Linked DNA regions of Mus musculus: region 1 is linked to region 2. A link is a contact called in ENCODE Hi-C or POLR2A ChIA-PET data. All regions are on one chromosome and are shown on one strand. The core of a region is the stretch at or near the end of the contact, and the rest is flanking DNA. Distances in the headings are between cores, read along the strand shown.

Region 1 (3,137 bases), core at 464-2,963, 110 kb after region 2:
CCCCAGCCCCTGCCTCAATCTCACCTCTTCGTCCAGCCTTGGGAGCCAGAGGTCCAGGCTCTTGAGCCAACAGCCTGGGTCTGAGTTCTGTCTTGCTGTGGCTGCAAGACTTGGACATGTCATTTACCCTCTGTTTTTGGTCTCTTACTTGTAAGATAAAAGTATGTCTTCCAGCTGGGCCTGTCGGAAGGATTCAATGCAATTCTCAACCTAACACCAAGTACTCCATAAGTGTAGGCTATCCATGTTGGGATGGATGGACACCCAAACACCAAGAGGGAACTTCTAACAACTCAACACTGTACTCTCCTCCTCCCATCCCTCCTCTCACTGTTCCTAACCATGCCTGGATCTCAGGTCAGCCAAGATATCTCTAAACTTTCATTCCTCTTAAGTGTCTAGCAGTTTTTGTTCTCCGCCCCCCCCCCCCCAGACAGGGTTTCTCTGTGTAGCCCTGGCTGGCCTCGAACTCAGAGGTCCACCTGCCTCTACCTCCTAAGTGCTAGGATTAAAGGCATGTGCCACCACTGCCCGGCAGGTGACTAGCAGTAACTCCAAGCTTTGATGGCACATTTAGGTCTCTGATGAGGACGTAGGCACAGCAGTCCAAGGCTGTGTTGGATATAAAAAACAGCTTAGGTGTCTATCAACAGAGCATCAGGGGGCACAATCTACTGTAATCCCACAGGCCCCATTGTAGTTGTAGACACACAGTCATGATTATCTGGGGTGGAGGAGGATGTGGAGCAGCCTTAAACGAGCAAGAGAAATATAATGTTTTGAAACTGCTAACAGCCACCAGAGATCGTTGAACAGTCCACCTAACATGGATACATATCTTATAGTAACAATGACTTGCTGGGGTTTTTTTCTTCTCCAGATCCGCCGCCACTCCTTCCCTCCGCCCAATTGGTAGTTGTTGTTGACATGGGAGATGAATCATACTGAGCGAGTTCAAGTGATGTTTTAAAGGATCTAAGTGGCCTGGGGTGTGGCTCAGCGCAGAAAGCCTGTTAATATGTTCTAGAATCCGAGTTACTGCCCCAGAATCACAAAATTTGAAAAATATTCTAGAGAGCACCTTCTCTCTTCTATCAGATTTCCAATTCCTCAAACTCAGGTCCCGCCTAAAGGGCCTTTGCCTCCCCCTCCGCCTAAAAAGTATCTTTCCTTTCCGGTGAGGGGGCTGCTCCTTAGCTCTAGTGCACTCAAAGAGACCTCCCTGACCTCAATCCAAAGTAGCCAGATGCTTGCAAGCCAAGGTAAATGCAAATATCGGTTCGTGGACTTTCTTGGGAATTTTGGTGAACTCAAGAAATGAGAAACCCCGGGTCGGCCTGTGAACTGTACACAGGACCAGGCTTGAAGTTGAGTGGATACTCAGCGTGTCCAGAAACCTAGCCCACTGCGGTCCGGAAAGCTCAACCCTAGATCTCAGGCGCCAGATCGCGCAGTGCGCACGCGCCAAAGTTCCCGGCCAAGCGCCCTCGCCGGACGTGCGACCCTGCACAGGCCGCGCCGGAGCCCCGGGACACGCACCTTCGATGTCGTTCAAAACCGCTGTGTCCAGTTCGCACATCTCGGCCAGTGTCTGTTCCAGAGCCGCCTCACCGAAGGCCAGCTCGTCCATGGCGCCGGCGCCCACCCGGCTTCGGACTAGGCCCACGTTAAGGAAAAGTTCCCCGGAAACTGGGTTCCGCGGGCGGAGCCACCTGAGCGGAGGGGCGGGGTTTCCCATCAAGCCCCGCCCACCAGCCTGCATCCTGACAGCTCGCCTAGCGGGTTGAGACTGCCTGCCCGAGCCTGGTTTCTAGCAATCTCCTGCGGGTGCACAGGCACTGGGCCTTGGCTTCTTCTGTATCAGGCCAAGGGAGGGACCGAATGGAAGCCACAGGACTAGACCCAGCCCAGACATCGTTAGATTAAAGGGCCAGGGATGGGGGGCCCAGCATGAGGGTGGGAGCAGAGAACAGAAAACTCACTTCCTAGTCTTGCTGTTTAGAACCAGACAGTCCTGGGTCCAAAATACAGCAGATACAGGCCTGCAGTGGGGCCCCTCCACTATGTGCCTCTGTTTTCCTCATCTGTAGCCAGGGTCCAATTATCTATGAGCCAGCTGAGAGGTTAGAGAAGCATGGCCCATAAGACCTGTCCACCCTCTCAGCTTAGAAGTCTAGAAGTGGGCCTCCAGAGGAGAAGAGTTCTCAGGCAGAACCTGCAGGAGGAGGGGGTGGCTGGAACTTCTGATCTTGTCTTAATCCTATCAGTCCTACCATTGGAGCAGAGAGGACCTGAAGGGCCAGTGGGCTCGTACTACTCCTATAGAATGACTTGTGTCTCCAAAAGGATCTAGAAAAAGTGTGAATCTCAAAGTCAAGAAGGGATTCTGTGAGCCAGGCATGGTGGCACACTCTGTTAATCCCAGCACTTGGGTGGCAGAAGCAGGTAGGTTTCTGAGTTCGAAGCCAGCATGATCTACAGAGTGAGTTTCAGGACAGCCTGGGCAATACAAAGAAACCTTGTCTCAAGATACCAAAAAGAAAGAAGAGAAGAGAAGAGAAGAGAGAAGAAAAAAGAAAAAAAAGAAAGAATTCTGTAACAGAGGTCCTGAGGACCTGAGCCCAGCTACTGGGTCATATGTGACCTGGGGCCAGGCCAGGTGCCTGAATAAAGACTGAAAAGTGAACCCTGGGCCCTGTGACTTAGGAACAGGTAAAGCAAGGGAGGGAGGAGAGGTTCTTCGGCGTGGATTGAATAGACCATTCTGGCCCACAGGTGATGCAAGTTGGGAGGCAACGGCAGAACCTACGAGTCAACCAGGGAGGGTCAGGGCCCCAGGCCGCCCAGAAGCTGCCTTGCTCAGACTGCAGATACCTCGGCTGCTTTCACCTCCCAACCAATAGAGTTAGTTGGGGCAAGGAGGGAGGGTGTGCCTGGGCTTCACCAGGACACATTTTTGTTCCTTTCTCAGAGGAGCTGCTAGAAAATTACACAGGAGTTGGCAGGGCTATAAAACGCACATGGAGCCCTTGCTTTGGGGTCACCCTGCCATGTCCCACCATCAGAAGACACCCGGTTTTCTGAAAACTCAAATAGCCTGTCCCAGCCAGAAGGACTCAGAGGTCAGCTGAACCAGC
Region 2 (3,322 bases), core at 80-2,579:
TATTTCAGCTCACTTGGCTGTGCAGGGCTTCTGAGACACAAGATGTTCTCTGGGGTGCCTAGCCAAAGTGGACACTGAGGGCACCCACCAACCGAGGGGGAGCTGGGAAACAACATCCTTCTGCCTGCTCCATCGAGGCCTCCTGGCCCCCTTCATCTCCATATCTCCTGGCAGACTCCAGGTTGCTTAGAAAGCCAAGGCAGCCTTTCTTACAAACAAATCTTGTTCACATGGATAGGGGGAGACTAGCTGAGTCTATCTGCTCCTCTTTCTCTACCCAGGTATTGCCCACCCAGCTAGCTCCCTTTATTCGGAGACACCTTGAAGGGACACCAGTGTCATCGTCATTTGTCAAGCCATCAAACTGAGAGCTCCTGGTACTAGGGAGGTGGATTCGAGGAACCACGGGGTGATCATGAGGCAGGGCTTTCTGCAATGGCTGCCCCTCTTTCCCTTCGGCCCCTCCTCTTCAGCCCGCTGGCGGCTGGGAGAGGAAGCCCTGCCGGCAGGTAGCAGAGAAAAGACATAGGATCCAGGGGGGGGAGTCGGAGTGAAAGCAAACAAACAGGCCTTTGTGTGGCTTCAGATTGGCGGCTCAGAAGGGAAGCCAGGCCTGTGGTAGGCGAGAGAGGGAGGAGGTATGGGAGGTCGAGCTGTAGTTGGGTTGTGGGTAGCCAGAGCTGGATGACGAGGCCCATTCCTTGTAGACAGGCAACGCTTGGGCCCTGCCACTTGACTTCTGTACAGATCTAACGGACTCCCTGGGACTAACATACCTTAGGACTAACATACCTTAGGACTGTTAAAGGCCTAGTCAGTGTCGAGCTCCCATTCCACTCTGCTGCTTGTGACTGCAAGGAAGAAGTGGAGTAGTAGGGAGGGTATCATGGCCACCCGGGAAAACAGACTTTCCAGAACCAGGAACACGGTGGGAATTCCAGTGGGGAGGCAGCCCTGTGGAGCAGGAAGGTTTACTGTGCAGTGACAGGCAGTGGGTGTCTGTAGGTAGAGATAGTATCACAAGCCCCCACGACTAGGAGTCAAATTGCCCTATCACTGGTGCAGGCCACCAGGTTGGGGGCACAGGTCCGAAGACCGGTTTCCTCGCAGAGCGTGTGAGGGGTCGTCTTGGGTAGTATAGGTAGTGGAGCTGTATTCATTATCCTAGTGAGGACACCCGCACCAGCCCGGCTGCTCAGACCAGGACCCAAATCTACTGAGGCGCGGTCGGGCCAGACGATCAGGCAGCTGCGTGGTTGCTCCGGGGCCATTTCCTCTCCTCTCCACGACCTCGAAACGGGCGGCGGGAGGGCAGACGCCCGCGCTTCCTGCCCGCCAGCCCGCGGCGCCCCCCTAAGCAGCGTTCCACACGGGAGGTGCAAGGGGCGGGGCGGGGCGGGGCGGGGCGGGCACTGAGTCGCCATGGCAGCTCCTGGCCCGTCATGCTCCGCGCTGCTGGGACCGGCAGCCAAGGCCCCGCCCCTGGTAGAGCCGGGCCCCTTTCCGGGATTGCAAAGCCGGAGGCGTGGCTTCCAGACCTGGGAAGGTACTCTCAGGGCTCTCTGCTGTCTAGCTCTCCCCTCCCCCGGGTGCCACAGCCTTGGTGCTTCTTTGCGCGGTCCTTCACGGACGAGGCGCGGGGAGCGCCCCGACACTCTCTTACACTGGCAGAGTTGTGCCCAGAGGTACTCGCTTGTCCTCGACAGAGCCCAGCACTTGGCCTCTTGTAGCTGGCAGACGTTTGGTTGCCTGGCCAGGAGGTACATTCTTACTTTCTGAGCCCGGGCTCCATCGCCTGCCCTGGGAAACCTGTAACTAAACTTTGTTGCCAAGTTTGACCCATGTAATGCTGCCCTCTCTCCGCATGCTTTTCATGCCTTGAATCCCTAACTTCACCCTCCTGATCTGCTTTCTTTCCTCTAGTCCAGTAAGAGGCTCCAATTCAGTTGGCTTCTGCCCCCTTCTGCTTGTATGGAGCAGGCAGCTAAATTTAATACTGGTCTTAGGGTCTTGGCAAGAAGATTGCCTCTTAAGCTGCTGGACTCTGCCTTTCTTCAGCCTCACCCAGGGCACACACAGGAGGACGAGAGTAGGTTTTTATGGAAGCAGAAGGATGTATCTTGATATGTAGGCCAAGAGTAGTGGTGCACACTTGTATCTCTAGCGCTTCAGGAAGCTGAGGTTGATAGGCTAGCAAGATTGAGACCAGCCTGGGTTGTATAATGAGGAGTTCTTGTGTTTCAAAACAAAACAAAACTTCCCAATTCTAAGTATTTTCTAGTCTGATAATCTGAATATGCTGACTGTAGAGAAGTTCAAAAGTAGAACCAGACCCACCCATGCCTGACATCTCAGCTCCTTTTGAGGTTGAGTGCAGCAGGAGTTTAGGATTAGCTTGTGCAACATACCAAAACCCTCATCTCAAAAAACGATATAGGACCAGTGAGATGGCTTAGCAGGTAAAGGGCCTGCTACAAAGCCTCGTGACCTGACTTTGAAGAAAACTGACTCTGGCAAGTTTTCCTCTACACACACACTCACTCATTCACACTGTATGTGTGTGTGTCCTAAATTCCTGAAAAACAATATGGGATGAGCACAACAAATGCAAAGAATGAAAGAGTCATGCTGTATGTTTGGACTTGTAAAGTATTTGATGACTTTAATAGCTTTTTTTTCTTGCTATAAAAGGAGAACAGGCTTATTATAGAACTTTTGAAAAATATGAGTTAAAAGGAAGAAATTTACCCATATTCTAGTCTCTAAAGGCATTGCCTGTCATAGGGTTATCCTTACTGTGTATGCTACCACTCTTGTAGGTACCTGAAGTATATACTCTGCCTTTCTCATATAATGCCATACAAGGTATGTTAGCATTCTGCCTAAACTCCACCCCACAGTAAGAGGCAGAGAAAGGCTGGAGAGATGGCTCCGCTATTAGGAGCACTGACTGCTCTTCCAAAGTTCTGGAGTTCAATTCCCAGAAACCTGGTGTCCCCAACTCCCAGGATGTCACCATATTGATGCCAAACTTAGTGTGGACACCGGATCGGCATAGTGCACTACAAGGTATCATCCTCTGTTCTGTGCATCCGTGGGAATCTGAGATGGGGAGTTTTAATCTTAGGAGAGCTAGCAGCCTGTTGGGCTACCCAGGTAGTCATGTCACTCATCTCTCTATCCACAGACCCTTGGCAGGTCTCTTTTCCTGCCATTAACCTCTAACAAGTGTCTTGGACCAGGCATCTTTGTTTGTTTGTTTTTTGTTTGTTTTGTTTTGTTTTTTCGAGACAGGGTTTCTCTGTATAGCCCTGGCTGTCCT

The links. Hi-C counts contacts between places; a loop is a spot of excess contacts on that map. ChIA-PET counts read pairs that join two places held with the same protein, here RNA polymerase II (POLR2A).
Region 1: POLR2A ChIA-PET joins it to region 2 with 10 read pairs in embryonic stem cell. The contact joins the promoter of Srebf1 here to the promoter of 4930412M03Rik in region 2. A Hi-C loop is called at or near these places in 1 of 37 maps with a recorded cell type or tissue (T-helper 2 cell). POLR2A ChIA-PET finds 5 or more read pairs at or near these places in 3 of 5 experiments (Patski and embryonic stem cell).

What each region holds. Positions count from the first base shown.
Region 1 is chr11:60,218,914-60,222,050 of GRCm38, forward strand. It overlaps Srebf1 (sterol regulatory element binding transcription factor 1), which reads right to left and starts at 1,714. Exons shown (of 19, transcript NM_011480.4): 1 at 1,540-1,714. The coding sequence starts at 1,630.
Region 2 is chr11:60,113,903-60,117,224 of GRCm38, forward strand. 4930412M03Rik (RIKEN cDNA 4930412M03 gene) reads right to left here and starts at 1,330. Exons shown (of 1, transcript NR_164317.1): 1 at 1-1,330. All of the region lies in intron 1 of Rai1 (retinoic acid induced 1), which reads left to right.